2 separate regions of the Mus musculus genome follow, and region 2 is linked to region 1. A link is a loop called in an ENCODE intact Hi-C map of the cell type or tissue named here. Cell type or tissue: left cerebral cortex. All regions are shown on one strand. Links, peaks and the distances in the headings refer to the core of each region. The heading gives the core; the rest is flanking DNA. Region 1 overlaps Vezt (vezatin, adherens junctions transmembrane protein). Region 2 holds the start of Metap2 (methionine aminopeptidase 2).

Region 1 (9,175 bases), core at 717-8,716:
TCTGAGTGACACAACCTGAGGTCAATTCTATCAACACCCAGCCAAGTTCTAGTCTTTTAAATGGATCAGAAATTGACTTTTCTTATGCTTACCATTCAAGCAACTGTCTTTTAGTATATAAAGTAGGATATTACTATCTACTTTAATAAATGGAGCTATACATTTATAACTTCTCCAGCCTCCAAACCAACATTTCTTTCTGCATTTCCAGGAATTACAGTTTTCCTGAGAAGACTCTCCCTAGATGATAAGGTCACAGTACTTGAATCCTCTGAACAAAAGGCCTGGGATTCAAACTCCCGCCTCTTTTTGCAGACACCTGGCACCTGTTGTTTTCTTTTCTTTCTTTTTTCTTTTCTTCCTGGACAGGTTCGCACAGTGTATTTCTGGCTATCCTGGAGCACGCTCAACTGGCCTCGGACTCGCAGTAGCCTTCCTAACAGTGCACCTGGGGTGCTGGCATCACCAGTACAAGTCGCGTCACGGTCTGAAATCTGTATTCTTAAACATCCTTAGCAATCTGCCTTAAATGTGTGTTCTCTTCCTAACTCACTTATCATCAACTCCTAATAGGTTCAGATGCTGTGACTATTAATTAGTTTTAAGAAGGACAACAAGGGCTTTATGAAGTTAGATAATATGCATAGCTTGCACAAAAAACCAAAAAACCCAAAAAAACCAAAAAAAAAAAAAATCACAGAGGACTGCAAATGAAAGATTAGCCAGGACTCTGGCCCTGCATCTGACAGACATCAGGGCCTTACAGAAACAGAGAAAAAGTTTTGAGGCTTGCTAGGTGACCACAGACCACTTACTGTCCCGACCTGCCCATCTGCTAGGTGACCACAGACCACTTACTGTCCCGACCTGCCCATCTGCAGATGCACCAAGGGTAAAAATTCTGTTTTCATGAGTGACCCCAAAACAAAAAGCACGCTTTTTTTTTCTTCTGAGTTCTAGATTGATCCTGGTAAAACCAATGTTGGCAGTATCTGTAGTAAAAGCTGTCAGAATACTACTCCCAAAAAGATGAATCATGCTATAAAAACTGGCAAATAAGATTATGAATGGGTTTCTATGAAATTGCTATGGTTGAATCAAAATAGACTAAAAGAATTAAAAATGACTAAGTTTTCCTGTGTTAAAAATTAAGAGAACGCTTAACAAAATTTCCCTAAAAAAACTTCCTTTTCTCTTGAAGTTAAGCATCTTCCATGTCTGACTTAAGGGACTGACGGCTCTGGCCATGCTGCACTGCTAAGTATCAGCAAAGGCAACATCACCAACAGTGTAGACAAAGGGAAAGATTTTCCTCAGGAGAAGAAACAGTTCCAAAAACAACAACAAACCTTGAGAAGAAGTAAGCTTCCTGCTAAAAGCAGTAAGTTACAGGAAGTCAGATACTTTCCTCCTGAAACAGCAGCATCAACTGAGTTTTGTTGTTTTGTTTTTGTTTGTTTTTCTTTCTTACATTCCTCACAGAAGAATGCCTATAAAGTCTGGGAGCGCACAGTGGCAACAGGTTTCAGAAGGAGACTGTTTCTGCAAATTTCATTGAAAACACAATTCCAGCACAAAGCGGACAAGACTGGTCTCTGGAAAGCATCTCGAGACGCATTCACGATGAAGCACAAAGGGACAAGGATGCTTTCCAAGATAGCTGACGCGTTTCCTGAGTCTTAGTAAGGCAGGCCAGGCTAGAAGACAGCACAGGACCTACCTACTGCAGAGGCACAGTTGTCTTCCAGTAAACTGATGTAAATTAGTTCCTGCAGGGCTGGGGCTGGGGCCTTTGCTGGAGTGACAGCGCTTGGACATCATGGGGTGTCCCCTAAGAGGACATTGTCCTCTTAACCTCTGCATGACCCGTGAGAAATGTCCAAGATACGCTGCAGTCCCAGCTCCCTGCTAACTACTTTCCAGTTCCAAACCCCAGCACACATCGGTTGTGGTAATTAAATACTTTTATTTAGAACCTGTCTCTTTGTTTTACGAGTGGTATAAACAAAATAAAGTACGAACAATGTATTAACATGACCGCTGCAGTTCACACTGCAAGGACACAGTAGAAAGGGCTCATTCTAAATGTTTCTGCTCGGGAAGACAATCACCCTAGTTACCTTGTGGCAGCAAAGTTTTGGCAAAAAGTGATAAATTCATGTCTTATTAAAAGTACTTAAAGATTTGCCAAGATTATCAGTTTTGCCACAAATAAAACAGCAGTTTATTTATTTATTTTTTAAAAAAGTCCCTTACCTTTCTCTCCTATGCCTAAAGGATCTGACTAGACAGGTATCTACTAGTTTCAGGTCAGGTTTTCAAATCAGTATTCACCCTGTAAATTCACGCCGTAGCCTTATAGAGAGTAAACACACACTCATTTCTCTTTCCAGTCTTGCAGCTAGAACACTTTTGTAAAAAGAACAATCAAGGCCATCGCTTCATCTTGGCTTTTATTTTTCCTCCACCTCATTTTCACCGCCTTCAACTAGCTGTTCTTCCTCCTCGTCGCCAAAAGTTTGTTCCTGCATGGTGGTAAAGGACAGGGACCGGGCGGCCACTTCTGCAGCCAGGCCAGCAGAGAAGGTGAATTCTGGTGGCAACTGGAGTCGAGCCAGCCTCTGCTTAATGGAGAGTTGCAGTGTGTCCCTGGGAGTCGGAGGGGCAGTGGCCCCCGCAGCAGCAGCCTGAGGAGACTTAGCCTCACTCTCATGCTGGTGGCACATGGTTTCCTCGGCTCCTGGAAGGAGGAGGCCTGTGTCTGCAGAGGTGTCTTTGCTTGGCCCCTCTGTTGGGCTGTCACACACATACTCAGTCCTACTGTCTTCCTTGTCGCCGGCACAGGGCTTACTAGTCTCCTCTTCAGTAGCATTACTATTGACTTTTTCTGTATCTGAATTCATGGGTGGTTCTGAGTTACTTACAGATTCCACTGGGTCTACAGGAGACAAGGATGTCAACACAGCTTCAAAGAACAGAAAGAGGAAAAGAAAAGAAAAAAGGAAAAAAAATAACTAAGGGCCCAACAACTTTTAAATTCCCACTTATTTTTAAAAGGAGCAACAAATAAATAAAAACACAATAAAACTTTCTAGTAAAATAAATGTAACTTTATAAATATGGGGAGTTTTTTGAGACAAAATACCTAAAGAAATGAAACGAGACGGGGACTTGCTGAAGAGTCTGCAGTTCCAAGGCAGTGCTTCTCAAAGCACGGTCCCTGACTCAGCAGGTCCAGTTATCCCCTAGGAAGCTGCTGGCAACAGATCCTAGAATCTGATCACACATGGGGAACGGGACACTGGGGTTGGAGGCTGGCATGTTTATAAGCCATCCCGCTTGATTCTGATGCCCACTAAAGCCTGGGCCTAATGTGACCCAAAGAACAGCATCTTCACCAAATAAAAATATATATATGTGTGTGTGTGTGTATATATATATATTAATGAGGTAAAACATGTAAGTAAATAAATAAAAAATGTAACATACAATTCAACTTACTTGCCAATCACCTACCAGACCTTGAATGGGAGTAACGCATAGTCTACATTTTGTAGTACTACACAGAACACAAATGAAATCAAATCTGCATTCAAGACCAAGTACCAAACAGAGTATAACAACACATAAATATAATATAGATCCATACAGTACAAGTTGTCCTTGCAAGAAAAGTGAAGTTTTAGTTAGCCCCTCTTGGTGTTAGTAGGCAGTGGTTGCTCGCTAGGCAGTCTCTCCTCCCAGCACGAGGGGTTAGTACCATACAACATATTATGAAGCATGGCGGAAGGAAAAAAAGTGCGTCTTGAAGGTCTGGCGTACACTTAAAAAGCATTTGTAAAACGTGTCCGTTTCCAAGACACATGCCTACGCTGCGGTAACTGCGCTATGGAAGCAGCGACAACAGAACATGGCCACAGCAGGTCCAGCGGAGGCCGTCCCTCTCTAATTCCACTCGGCCTTTACCCCTGTAGGCAGAGATGAAAACAACTCTGGAAGACATACTGACATTTGTCATGGGAAAGCATTTTTCTGGCATCAGCAGATCTTTTATTTATTTTCACAAACTATACAGCATTACTGCCTTTTTAAATGCAAATGGAGACATGTTTTCTCTCATTTGTCCATCATGTCAACCAGTAGGTCATTTTACAGTTAAATAATATGAAGAAAACACTGCACAGTGGCAAAAGATACAAACTTATAGGCAATGGAATTTTCAGCAGTTCTGCACGCTCTTTGTTCCTAAGTCTGCTAGGTGTACCGTGTTTCAGGGGTTCAGGATCCCTGCTAACTGAATCAGGGAGCAAGGGTATTTGGAAGGGCAGCAGCTGCTGACAGCAGTATAGAATGTAAGGCTCTAGGGGAATAGGGCTTTGTTTTTGTTTTTATCTGTTGATCCATGTGCTGCATGTAGCAGTAAATAACATCAGGTGTCTAACAGGGACTAGATAACTATTTGTTGAGTTATAATCTGCTGAGTGAATGCTGCTGGAGAATAGAAACTAGAAAAAAAAGGACAGAAATTTAGAGATAAACAATGATACAAACAAACAAAAAAATTCTGAGCACAGAACCGATTATGTCTTTAAAAAAAGTTATCTGCATGCAATCTCTAACTCAGGAATAAGCTGACTACAGAACTCTATGGCTGGTTCTGGAAAGTTCTCCATTTCTCTGCTCTGCTGCCCAAGCCTCCCTTTACATCCCAGCTACCCGTGTCTCTCTGGTAGGAGAGGTGGGCAGCCGAGGACTCACACAGGAAACACCGGGAGAGAGGACTGAGTTCTAGGTCAGAGGCCAGTATACACCTACTCCATAACTATACACAGCAAGTTTGTAGGACTAGTCTAATTAGATAAAGGTAAACTGGGAAAGACACCTTTATTAGAAATACTGGGAAAGATGTCTTTATTAGAAGTGGACAGGATGGATTCTTATGCTGGCAAGGCTAATATAAAAAGGAAGATGGAACCAGTGCAGTTTTAAGACATAAGGCCATCGTCAGCGAGCTGTTTGAGTTTGAACCAAGTCTGGAATGGGTTACAAGAGAGCTTAGCAGGGAAAAAGGTGCTGAAACGGGAGTGGGCTACAGGGCTACCTAGTGGACAAGCATCATCTAGTGGGACTGGGTTCTAAAGGAGCCAAAAGAAACAACAAAGAAGGATGAAACCAACAGACAGTAGGCTGGAGAGAAAGGTGAGGGTTCCTAGGAGAAGACGGGGCAGCCCCAAGGAGTTGTCCAGAACAGGTTATCTCTATACTTCTACTAAGAAGGGGAAAGGCAGGCAGGCAACTGCACATTTGAGGCTCCCAAGGACACTCTAAAACGGAGTGGAAAGCCCATTCTACCTCCTTGTAAGTCCAAAGGAATTAATTCAACTGAGAATGAAATAAATTGACATTGACAACTGTCAAGTTTCTTTCTCTTCATACATTCTCTTGCCTCCCATGACGTGTGACTGAAGAGAAAAGTGAGAGTGACATGAAGATGTGTAAGGGCAGCCAACAACATCCAAACCTGACTATGGAGTCGGAGTACACAGAAACACCTCTGCTTCCATGTACTTGAGTAACCTGAACGAAGAGGCCACGTGGTTTAGGTCTTTATGCATATTGCATTGTTATGAAGTTAATGGTAAGTCTTACTGAAGTACTTGGATAGAGAACAGGGTTTAGCATCTCAAGATAATAGTTTTCTTCTGTCTGTCCCCTCACCCCCTGAAAGGGTCCTGCTGTGTAGCTAGGTCACACAAACACACTGTGCAGCCCCAGCTGGCTTCAGACTCCTGATCCTCCTTGCCTCAACCACCTTGCTGGGATTACAGTGCCACCATGGCCAGCATGATGTATCCAATTAAAGGTCCACTCTGAAAGAAATCTATCAAAGAATTAAATAACCGGTGAAAAAGTGTGACTCCATAGTCTAGTGTGATTACATGGTGTTTTTTTATTGGTCAAATTGACTTTGTATGAGAGTCCTGTACTGACCGGAGGATCCAGAGTTCTACAGTTTAAATAACACTCATGGTTCAAAGAGAAGCGATTCCTGCCCCCACGCCCCCCCAGGACCGCGCTCTGGGGGCGGTGCTTACCGTGGTCACTGAACAGCAGCTGCTTCCACTTCTGCCTCTCAGCCTCGGAAGCCTTAAATCCCAGCACAGACTTCAGCTCCTGCAGCACCCGCCTGGACTCCTCCTGCTCGCGCTTCTGTCTCTCTCTGTCTTCCTGAGACAAGTGATAGAAATCGTCCTTTCGGAACTCACTTTCTATGTCTATGTCATCCACATAAGCTTCTAATTCCTAAAAATGGACCAAAGACAGAAAGAACGTCAAGCCAACAGGTCTCTGAGCAGTACTCACTACTTGCGCTATGCATCCTGGAGGACCTTCTCAAAGGACAGCTGGGGAGGAAGGAAGGTGACAAACCTATCTGCTGACAAATTAAAATCTCCAAACAGTGGATACTAAAAAGTTCTAGATGAGAAAGTTTAACGCTATCAATACTCTGAGTTGATGAATCTAATTCAAGGCGCTAGAGCAAATATTTTACATAAGTTTACATGACACTGTACTACATCTTAACCTCATTAGAAGCAGAACTTCAACAATTGATCTGATGTTACCCATGCCACCTGAAGTAAAAGCAGGCAAATTGCATAGGGACCGCTTCTTCAGGGGGAAGCCAGCACCACTCCCCTTTACCTGCTCCTCAGGGATGGGGTCTCTGTCCTCAATGTGTAGAGCTGGCCGCACCAAGGGCTCCGCGGTGCAGTGTGGGTTCTCACAGGCTACTCCAGGCTTGCCTTCAGAGAGACAGTGGAGGAAGGAAGGGCAGAGCAAGGACGAGAAACAGGCCGTCAGAAACACACACTAGGGTGACATCTAGTGACATGATGTCCTCAGCACTACCTCTTAGTCTCACAGTCTGACTTCATTTTCCCCTGGTTTTCTTGTTTTGACACAGGATCTTTTTAGGAGCCCAGGTTGGTTTTAAACTAATAATCTTCCTACCTCAGGCTCCTGAGTGTTAGATTTTTTTATGTGTATTACCCTATCTGGCTCCCAAATTGTTCTGGCTAGAATCTTTTATTTGCAAAAATGAAAGACGCCAAAAGGGAACAGTAATAGCTATATATATTTACCACTTGGCTTTAAGTTAACCTTGAGCAGTACACGGCCATAGTATCTGTCACATGGTAGCTGACAAATATTCCACTCTCACAAAATACTTTGTTCATAGTGTTGGGAGGGTTTTAAAACGGAACATTATTCTTTCTCCTTAAAACCAAACCAAACCAAACCAAACCAAATCAAACCAGAACAAAACATGGTAGTGCAGCCTTTTAATCTCAACACTTGGAGGCAGAGGCAGGTAGATCTGTGAGTTTGAGGCCAGCCTACCAGACCACACACTCAAGAAAGTTCCATTGGGCTGACAGTAGAACAGTTTTTCTTGTCAGTATTGATACAACACAGTAAGGCCTTTGAATAAAAAAATGAAAACTGGTCAACAAAATGATCAACCACAGAAAATCCAAACCCAGAGTACTGTTTGTCGCTTCTGAAGTCCTGGGGTGGAACCCTGGCCCTTGGGTAAGCCTAGCATGTGGGAGACAGCTGATGGACACCTCAGCTCTTGACGGTAGTTGATCAATACTGCTAAATAGAAAATACAGGGCTGGAGAGATGGCTCAGGGGCCACTTGACTGCTCTTCCAGAGGATCCGAGTTCAATTCCCAGCAACCACATAGTGGCTCACAACCATCTGACAAACACACTCACACACACACACACACACACACACACACACACACACACACACACACACACAAGTATAAGAAGAAATCACAAACTTACTAAACACTTTTGAAATGTAGGTAGTCTTTATGACATAAAAATTCAGAAACCACACTAGGAAAAATACCTATTTTTTTCAAGAGAAAGTATACTAAATGAACACATTTGACAAAATATTTAAACATTGACATTTACTTTATGAACACGTGCATGGACTCTCTAGGGTATGGAGACACTAGAAAGTCACCATGGGCTGGGACAGGGGTTGATGAGGCTTGTCATCAGAGTCCTACTCTTTTGGGGCTTTTAAACTTTTAAGCAGACAATTTCCTTAATTCTTCATAAAATAAATATTAAAATAAAGCTTTAAAAATAACAAGATCAACTGAAATGTCAAGGAGAGGAGGTAAATTTGGGTTCCAATGGGGACTTTTACCTGGCAAGAGGCCTACTGCACAAATTACCCTGGTGCTGGGGTAAAGCAGAAAAGGGCATCTTAGCCAGCAAGGAATGGCAAGATGGTGGGAGAGCTTAGAGGACACTCTAGATGTGCATGGGCTTGTGTGGTCACATGGAGCAGGAAAGAGAGGACTCTCTGAGGAAGAGTCCACAGCTGTACACAGTGTTGAGGGATTTGTGCTAAGTAAATAAGTTGAAAATTATGAGTCAAGATTCCCATAACCAGAGAGGGGAGGTTTGAATATGGAAATGGGGAAGGGCAATAAATCACATGGTGTTGAAACTCTGTTAGCACTATTGATATGGCACAGCTCTTAACACACAGGCAGGTACAGTCATGGATCTGAATATGTGTACAGCTGTAAAATATATTGTTCCACTCCAGCTGTACACTGAGATGTGGAAGCAATTGCATCGGGAGGGGGGGGCAATGAGCACACATAGCATCCAGACCTTGCTTCCTAAACACCACACCCCACTGAAAGGCCTGAGGGCTCTCCAGGGTCAGAACCAGTACCAGGAGGGAGCAAGGAAGTAAGATGATGCGAACGCGAAAATGACACAATGAAATAAACTCATTTTTATACTAACTGAAAAGATTAGCAAAAAGAAAAAAAAAGATGATCTTCATATAATTATAATAACAAATTAAAATTCACTGTAAGATTTGCATCCATAAAGTTTTACTGATATAAGTAAGAGGACAAATGGATTCTTTACATTAGAATAAAATGCCAAATAATAAGTGTAAAAGAGAAAATGGATTAGGAAATTATCAATTGGCAATTATCATAGAAATATTTTGAGATAGTGGAATTTTATGCCTGCCACTTACTCTTAAATAGTTCTGAAGAATACTACCATTAAAAACAGTTATATAAATACACATACGCAAATTTAAAAAAAAAACCTAAAA
Region 2 (9,175 bases), core at 822-8,821, 82 kb before region 1:
ACAGCAGCCTATCATATTGCCTACAATCTGAAAATCCCTTTCTTGTTAAAACGATAACCTGAAGCAAGACAGAGAAACTGAGGAAAAGGAAATGCTAGGGGCTCCTTGAAGGCAGTGAGCCCCACTTCCTAAAGAGAAAGAAAAGAACTATTCAAACAACCTTACCCAGGTAGCAGTTGAAAAGCATAACCTGTAAGTTGGTGTCCTTAAGGTAGGAACAGCTAGTGCTGGCAGCAGACAACCCAAAACTCAAAGAACAGGAAAGCCCACTTACTCCTGCACTAAAACATAGGTTTTCCTAATCTCTCCCTCCACTGCTTTCCTGACAGCACCGAGTACTACAATTTTAACAATTTCTGTAAAAGCACTCCTATAGTACCCAGATCCACTTATCCACTTAGGTTAAAAACGCTCAAGGGTGCAGCTGGGCACGAGGAAGCCAACTCTAATACAGGCGCGCGCGGCGGGGGAGGGGGGGCACACACTGGATCCGGTGCTTTCAAAGTCTGGTATCACTTCAGACACATTAGCCACACCACTTTAGGCACATCCCATAACCACTGTGTGTGTGTGATACAAACGTAATATGTGGTTATACCTAAAGTGGTGCAGCTAATGTATATAAAAATATTAAAAAACTTATTTGGTACATAGACACGTACACACACAATGACAGCATCAACTTCATCTGGTTTGGTGAGATTAAAAAGAGAAGTCACATGAACGTACCATAGACAGATAGCACACTGTAGCAGCTCAGTAAATATTAAAATAAACAGCTTCTAATTCGTATCATACTCATCCAGCACCTGGCCTTCTGCCAAGTATGTATCTAAAAGTTGAAATCTTGCTATTTAAGCAAGTATTCAACACAGCCAAGGGGTTGCTAATAAATACTTGTTCCTTTTTACCTGTGACATTAATTAAATTTCAACCAGTCAAACGGTAGGCAATTACAAGATGGACAGTAAACATTTTCCTTAGGGCTGGAGAGATGGCTCATAGGTTAAGAGCACTGACTGCTCTTCCAGAGGTCCTGAGTTCAATTCCCAGCAACCACATGGTAGCTCACAATCATCTGTAATGAAGTCCAAAGCCCTTTTCTGGTGTGTCTGAAGAGAGCAACAATGTACTCACATACATAAAATAAATCTATTTAAAAAAAAAAACATTTCCTTAATTAACGTCTTGTTTTCAGGGCTGGAGAGCCGGCTTAAGAGCACTTGATACTGCTACAGAGGACCCAGGTTTGGTTCTTAGCACCCACATCAGGCAGCTCAGAACTGCCTGTAACTGCAGTTCCAAGTATCCAACACCCTTCTGTGGTCTCTGAAGGTTAGGCTAGCATGAACACTGTGCACTACATGCCAGCACTTGCACAGACACATTAAAAGAAAATAATCTTTAAAAAAAACCATAAAAGTTGCCTTTTCTGTCTTTTGTAACAAGGCTGAGAACCAGTGCTTACCTTCATCGTCGTCATCTCTCTCCTTCTCCTCCAGTGCTTGGCTCTCCAGCTGTTTTGCTACTTCATCCACCAAGGCTCCGGATTCTTTATCAAGTTCTTGTTGCACTGCTGTTCAAACAAAACAGGACAATCAAATGATTCCCACGCCTGGATATTTTCTAATGATCCTGTACAGTTCACGGATCTTTTCACAATAAGCAGCATGAGAAACTAAACAGAAGCAGTAGCATTACTTGTTAAACCACAGAGAGAAACTTCCAGACCCAAGTAGTCCCGTCTACTCAGGTCATTCTAGAGAATTCTCCATTATATATGATAGCCCCTACAGGATAAACAGAAATGTAAGTTGATCCCTACCCTAAGCAATTTAACCTTAAAGAAGTTTTAAAAATTAGATGACAACAGATATTTTTATTTATTTATTTACTTATTTTTGGTTTTTCAAAACAGGGTTTCTCTATGCAGTCCTGGCTGTCCTGGAACTCACTCTGTAGTTGAGGCTGGCCTTGAACTCAGAAATTCGCCTGCCAGCCGGGCGTGGTGGCACACACCTTTAATCCCAGCACTCGGGAGGCAGAGGCAGGTGGATTTCTGAGTTCGAGGCCGGCCTGGTCTACAGAGTGAGTTCCAGGACAGCCAGGGCTACACAGAGAAACCCTGTCTCAAAAAAAAAGAAAAGAAAAAAAGAAATTCGCCTGCCTCTGCCTCCCAAGTGCTGGGATTAAAGATGTGCGCCACCACTGCCCAGCGACAACAAAATATGTATTGTGATTACTATACATATATACAAAATAGGCACTACAAGCTGAAGGCCATAGGAAGAAGAGATTACACACCAGCTGAACAACAACAACAATGACAACAACAAATCTAGATAGGGAAAGATAATCCATTACTAAAATGCAACATTGTAAATATCTAAACCACCCATCTGTTTGTTTGTTTGTTTGTTTGTTTTTCCGAGACAGGGTTTCTCTGTATAGTCCTGGCTGTCCTGGAACTCACTTTGTAGACCTGGCTGGCCTCGAACTCAGAAATCCGCCTGCCTCTGCCTCCCGAGTGCTGGGACTAAAGGCGTGCGCCACCACACCCAGCTAAGCCACCCATCTGTAGGAGCAGTATGCCCACACAGATAAATATATTAAATATACTCCAGCACATGCTGGCTACTAAAGAAGATTCCCACTGAGAAACAACTTAAAAATATTAAGAATAGGCCAGTGGATCTCTGTGAATTGGAAGCCAGCCCCCCCTCCCCACCCCCTGGCCCCACAGCCAAGGACGCATAGTAAAACCCTGTTCCAAAGAACTAAAACTGCCAGATAGAGTGCTGCACAACTTTGATGCTGTACTCTGGAGACACAGACAGGAGAATCTCTTAGTTCATAAGGCTAGCATGGTCTACTGAGAATCCCAACCACCACAGAGGAAGCCCTGTTTCAAAAACAAACAAACTAACAAACAAACCTATAAACCAATTGTCTGTTGCTCACCTTCAAGGGCAAACTGCAGAGTTCAGAATGTACTGCAAGCCCACCGAGCCACAACAGAATGCCCCTAGATTAAATTCTGCTCTAGGGAAGGCCTACAAAGATACGCCGACTCTTGCTTTTCACTCCCATCTAACCACCAAAATTCTTAAGTAGGCAGAAAAGTTCACACCACTTTCTCTTAATTCCAACTCCATTTTTCTCTCATCCTTTATCTGATGACCCTTAAATACAAAAAAAAAAAAAAAAGAAAAAACCAAACCCTGAGGTGGTTGTGAAACAAAAACGTCTCAAGATAAGACATGTTCCTGGTTAACGTGGTCCAACTGTAAACATGCGGCTGTGTCCTCGCCTTACCCACGGAACTAGGTTATTACTAGCTGGGGAAAATCCATTCATAATCGCAGACTACGCTGGCTGCACCGCATGCCAAGTGGCATCAAAATTCAGGCCTGCAAACCCTAAAGGTTGAGCATGCTGTGAGATTTTTGCACCACCACCCAACGGTCAGTGACAGGAGCTGTCTGTAAGGACAGAGACTCAGAGACGAACCCCCCCTAATCTGCAATCCAAAACTGAAGCCCTAGTATGCATGCGAATGACACAAGGGGAGGACGTACCGTCCCGGCAATCTGCTCCAATACCCAACCCCCAACCCTGGACCAAAATAGGTAGGTCCAGCAACCAGGCCGCAACTAGGGTCGGAAGGGATTCCGAGGCGGTGTCCAAAACCCGCGCCGAAGATGGTGGAGCTGAATCCTGTGCATGTTTCAGGTCCGTGCCACTGTCTGCGTGGGAGCTGAAATCGCGCCCCGGAGACCCTCGCTAGCGCTACCATTCGGGAAGCGGAGGCGCTCTCATCCCCTACACCCTCCCACCATTACCGAGGAGCCGTGGCACGGAAAGCTGGCCATGCCAGCCACTCCGCCAGGCCTGACGATTGAACGAGGGCCAGGGCTCCCTCCCGGTTCCCATCCCCCGGGCACCCCTGGCGGGCCTGAGCCAAGTCATTCGGCCATGCCGGGCAGGGACGGCGAAAGCACGACTCCTTTACCTGACACAGCCCCTTTGCCCTTCTTCTTCTTCCGTCTTTTCTTCTTGGCGGCTTCCTCGGCCGTGCTGGAGGTTCCCTCTTCCCTGTCGTCTGGATCCAGGTCGCCATTCAGGTGGCCCCCGAAGGACGCTGCCTGCTCCACGCCCGCCATGTTGCCCGAGAAAGAGAGAGGGAGAGAGAGAGAGAGAGAGGGAGCGAGAACGAGCGGCGAGGGCCCGCTCCTTCTTCACCCACCTCCACCAGCGACGCCGGAAGCCGCGCTCGATGGTCCGGACGCAGGGAATGCTGGGACGGCGGAGGACTCTGCAGCACGCGGTCTAAGTGCCCGCCCCCTCTCCTGGCTCAGCGCTTACTCTGACCCTAAGCTTCTGCACCCCCTGTGCGCATCTTCCCAGCCTGGGAAAAAGCAGGGGGGCTTCGCTCCAGAGTGCGCAGGAGATGCCACTAACACGAGGAATTTAGTGTTCCCTATTTAAAAAAAAAAATCCTACAGGCAGTGATGAGAGAGGGTTAAAATAATGTATTTATCACACACATTCTTGATGACTCAAAGACCGCGTTAAACTCACTGTCACAGCTCGCGGGGAAGCTGTCGAGAAGCGTGGGATAATTTTGGAAGCCGGAATTCCGCGTTTCGTATGCTGCACTCCAAACCTCCGATGGTTCAAGATAGGATCATCGCTTGGAGGCGGTTAATCCGTTTAATCCCAGCACTCCGCAGAGAAGCGGGAGAATCTCTGTAAATGCGAGGCCAATATGGTCTGCAGAGTGAGTTTCCAGGATTATTTAGAGACCCCGTCTCAAAATAAAAGGACACTACGTTCTCACGCGTCTCTTATTTTGAGACAAGTGCAGGTTCTGACCAATGGGAACAGGCCTTCCTCAATAATGCCAAAACACACACTCTTCTTAGTTTTCAGTCAGTTCTTCACTTTTAGATGCTTCAACAAAGTATGCTTGAATTCTGCCCATGTCTTTTCCCCTAGTGCTTCATCAGAGTCCCTTATTCAGATTGCAATTTTCTTTTCTTTTTAGACCATTGCCAAAGTAGATGGTGAGTAGCTATCTGGATAAACCAAGGAGTTATCATCAGTAAGGATCTTTGCCCAGCTAGAGAGTTCTGGTGTTTTCATTAGTTTTAAACTAGGTACCAAATTTCATTGATGTCAGAATAGCTTCGAAGGTTCTCTTTGTTAGCGGTTTCACTTTATACAGGCCTGACCACAGCTACATAAAATGGGGCCTGGGAGTGTGTAGCTCAGCGGTTGAGCACTTGTTCTAATGCTAAAGACCCTACATTAATCCCCAGCACTATAAAAACAGAAGCAAAGCCTAGTGGTGGTGCACACCTTTACTGAAAAAAGGGATCTTTAGGTCTGATGGTCTCTGTTCTAAAGGTAGAACGAAGATGGCAGAAGCTAGAGGTCATAGAGAAGTAGTAAGCTACTGCTGGTATCAATACCGATGAAAGTGTAGGCAAAGGCTATAACTGGGGACCAGGGACAAGAGGCTTGAAGACAGAAATATTTCTGAAGTATAATTAAGAGAATATAACTGACCTTGATCTTGGAGGCGGGGGAGAAGGTAAGAATGGCACCCAGGTTTCTGGCCCAGGAGGCTGTGGATGAGGTGGAGTCAAAGATAAACTGCCTACATCCAAAGGTTGAGATCCCTGCAGGGCATGCAGACAAAGATACCCAGTCATCCTGAGGAATGTTTACTAGAGATAGGGATGCTAGCAGCATTGGGCCCAAGTGTGGCAGAAGGCTTGAAAGTTCAGTGACCAAAGTACAAAGAAAACCAAGAGGACACTGGTGTTTGCAAGTTTGGGGGTTTGATTTGGGGGTGGGTATTGGAGATTCTGTCAAGGAGCACTGACTGCTCTTCTGAAGGTCCTGAGTTCAAATCCCAGCAAACACATAGCTTACAACCATCCATAATGAGATCTGATGCCCTCTTCTGGTGTGTCTGAAAACAGCTACACTAAACTTACATATAATAAATAGATTAATCTTTAAAAAAAACCTACTACAGAAAGGGTAGACGGCACAGTCTCAAAAGACGCTGTTGGTTTCTGGTCTTAGGAAGCCACTGATGCTTTAATAGGACAACTTTGTTAGGAGATACTAACAAAAGATATTAAAAAGAAATTGGAGTGCACTAAGGATCTGCTTTGAGGATGAAGAATCCCAAACCCATTCCACTAGGGAATTGTAATCCTCTCCTTAGGGTTCTGGAAAGGACTTTTCTTGAAATTAAACATATTTTCCTTGCCCTCTATAATATTTTTCCTATATTTTTTTGGCGGGGGAGGGGAGAGACAGTGGGAGTGTTTCAAGACAGCCCTGGCTGTCCTAGAACTCTCTCTGTAGACTAATAGCCTCAAACTCAAATATCTGCCTGCCTCTGCCTCCCAAGTGTTGGGATTAAAGGCAAGTACCACCACCAACAACTATTTTCTTTATCTTTACTGTATCTCATGACATCTCAAATTAGCTTTTATTTTACAATGTGTTATTAGCTTCTCTTTGCAACTGCAAGAGTAGTAAAATTCTTCTAACTCAGGATAGTCCCCTCAGATTTTGTCTTAATAGACTTTCTTCTTATCTTGTAACAAAGTTGTTCTTGTAAAAGCATACACTTAGTAGTGGAATTCTTCACCTTCCTCATGGTCTCTGTCTAGAGACTACAAACTAGACACGAGCTAGAGACATCCAGGAAGAGGAAACTTCAACTGAGAGCATGCATCCATCAGATTGGCCTGTAGGGAAGTCTACAGGCACATTGTCTTGATTAAATGATTAATGTGGAAGGGCCCAACCCACTGTAGGCAATTCTATCCCTTAACCAGGTGTTTCTGGTTGGTGGTATAAGAAAGGAAGCTGGGTAAAGTGTGATGGTTTGTGTACACTTGGCCCAGGGAGTGGCACAATTAGGTGTGGGTGGCCTTGTTGGAGTAGGTATGTCTGTGAGTGTGGGCTCTTTTCTTTTCTTTTCTTCTCTTTCCTCTTTTCTTTTTTTTTTTTTTTTTGTTTTTTGTTTCTTGTTTTTTGTTTTTTTTGTTTTGTTTTGTTTGGTTTGGTTTGGTTTGGTTTGGTTTTTTTGAGACAGGGTTGCTCTGCGTATCCCTGGCTGTCCTGGAACTCACTCTGTAGACCAGGCTGGCCTCGAATGGGTGTGGGCTTTAAGGCCCTCACTCTATCTGCCTGTATTCTGCTAGCAGCCTTCAGATAAAGATGTAGAATTCTCAGGTCTTCCTGAACCATGCCTGCCTGACTGTTGCCATGTTCTGGCCTTGATGATAGTGGACTGAACCTCTGAACCTGCAAGCCAGCCCCAAATAAATGTTGTCTTTATAAGAGTTGCCTTGGGGGCTGGCGAGATGGCTCAGCCGGTAAGAGCACTGACTGCTCTTCCAAAAGTCCTGAGTTCAAATTCCAGCAACCACATGGTGGCTCACAACCACCCATAATGAGCTCTAACACCCTCTTCTGGTGCGCCTGAAGACAGCTACAGTGTACTTACATATAATAAATAAATCTTTAAAAAAAAAAAAAAGAGTTGCCTTGGTCATGGTGTCTGTTCACAGCAATAAACACATATGAGACAAAAGGCATGAACAGCAAGCCAATAAGCAATGCTCTTGCAGGGTTTCTGCTTCAGCTCCTGCCTCTGAGTGCTTGTCTTTGACATCCTTTGATGATGGACTCTGACATGTGAGTCAAATAAACCCTTACCTTCCCAAGCTGTTTTGGGTCATGATGTTTTAACCACAGCAATGGAAAGCAAATTAGCCTTCTATGTGTAGAAACTGGACTTTAGAGAAAGCATTAGTATAACTAAGAATTTCTCCTGTGGCTAAACTATCAGGAATAATATTGCCCTTACAGGAGTTTAAGGGATTAGTTAAGAGCTACCTAGGACTCAGTATCAAGAGTTCATGGGAGGGGCAGGAGAGATGGCTCAGCGATTAGGAACATTGACTGCTCTTCCAGAGGTCCTGAGTTCAATTCTCAGCAACCACATGGTGGCTCACAGAAGAGGGAGCTGAAGACAGCTGTAGTGTACTCATATACATAAAATAAATAAATAAGTTTTAAAAAAAAAGAGAGAGAGAGAGCTCATGGAAGAAAGCAGGATAAAATACTCTGCCTAATGCTTTCTTTCCCTTATACCAGCTCTGACCCAGTGAGGCCACCTCGCTGGATTTGGCCTTTCCTGGAAAAATGCCTTTCAGCCAAACAGCCATGGTGACCAAGCATTTTATTTCATTTGTTTTTGTTTTGTTTTGTTTTGTTTCTACTGGGAATCAAAATGCTGTTTCCTCTGGGCCAATGTATAAAACAGTTATTTCCTTTCTTTTGCCCAGTTAGCCGCTGTTTGCTGACAATCAGTTTCTACCTCGTGGTTGAAAGTTGAAGCCCTTAGGCAGATCTTTCATGTCCATGTTGCAGCCCCCCAGTTCCCCTCCCCTCAAGACAGAATTTCTCTCTGTAGACCAGGCTGGCCTAAATTATAAGATCTGCCTGCCTCTGCCTCCTAAATGCTGGGATTAAAGGCACACACCTGGCTCGCTTTTTTCCTTCCTTCCTTCCTTCCTTCCTTCCTTCCTTCCTTCCTTCCTTCCTTCCTTTCTTCCTTCTTCCCTCTCTCCCTCCTTCCCTCCCTTCCTCCTTTCCTCCCTCCCTTCCTTCCTTCTTAATTTAATGTGTATCAGTGCTTTGCCTGTAGGTACGTGTGTGTACTTCATGGGTGCTGCTACCCCTCAGAGGCACGATGAGAGCCTACAAGCTCTTGTAGCTATTTCCTGCTTTCAGATGACCCAGTCTGAACACTGGCTGTGAACTGTTTGTGGACACAGCTCTGTCAATGGGAAGATTTTGCTCCAATGTCAGTGGATAAGAAAGTTGATCATATACAGAATTCATTTTTAGTTTTTCACATCTAAGCATAACCCTTCACCTTTCTGAGTCCTGGGTCTACAGGTGTATCCTGCCGTGCTTGGCATGTCCACATTTCTTTGCATAACCAGGTGAACCTCTCCATCACGAAAAGGAAACTGCAGACTGAGCTGATGCTCAATTTTAATCACTTAGGCAACGGCATCGGCATGTGTGGCAATGTTATTCAATAAGAAATGAAGGAAAACTATATAAACCTTCT

The links. Peaks named below come from ENCODE experiments on the same cell type or tissue, not always from the same donor. Only the 100,000 strongest peaks of a DNase experiment are listed, where the experiment ranks them.
Region 2: a loop joins it to region 1, with 2.1 times the contacts of the local background. A loop is called at or near these places in 2 of 42 quality-filtered maps.

What each region holds. Positions count from the first base shown.
Region 1 is chr10:93,967,740-93,976,914 of GRCm38, forward strand. Vezt (vezatin, adherens junctions transmembrane protein) reads right to left here. Exons shown (of 12, transcript NM_172538.5): 10 at 6,706-6,806; 11 at 6,096-6,303; 12 at 1-2,965. The coding sequence ends at 2,454. Among named protein-coding and RNA genes, the nearest start is that of Mir331, 8.5 kb to the left of the region's middle. In left cerebral cortex, for the core only: no CTCF peak of the experiment used is centred there; no DNase peak of the experiment used is centred there.
Region 2 is chr10:93,885,526-93,894,700 of GRCm38, forward strand. It overlaps Metap2 (methionine aminopeptidase 2), which reads right to left and starts at 5,677. Exons shown (of 12, transcript NM_019648.3): 1 at 5,572-5,677; 2 at 4,013-4,749; 3 at 1,469-1,576. The coding sequence starts at 4,163. In left cerebral cortex, for the core only: a CTCF peak has its summit at 5,950 (motif pointing left); DNase peaks (open chromatin) are centred at 3,907, 4,304 and 4,594; H3K4me3 peaks cover 2,298 bases; H3K27ac peaks cover 1,601 bases.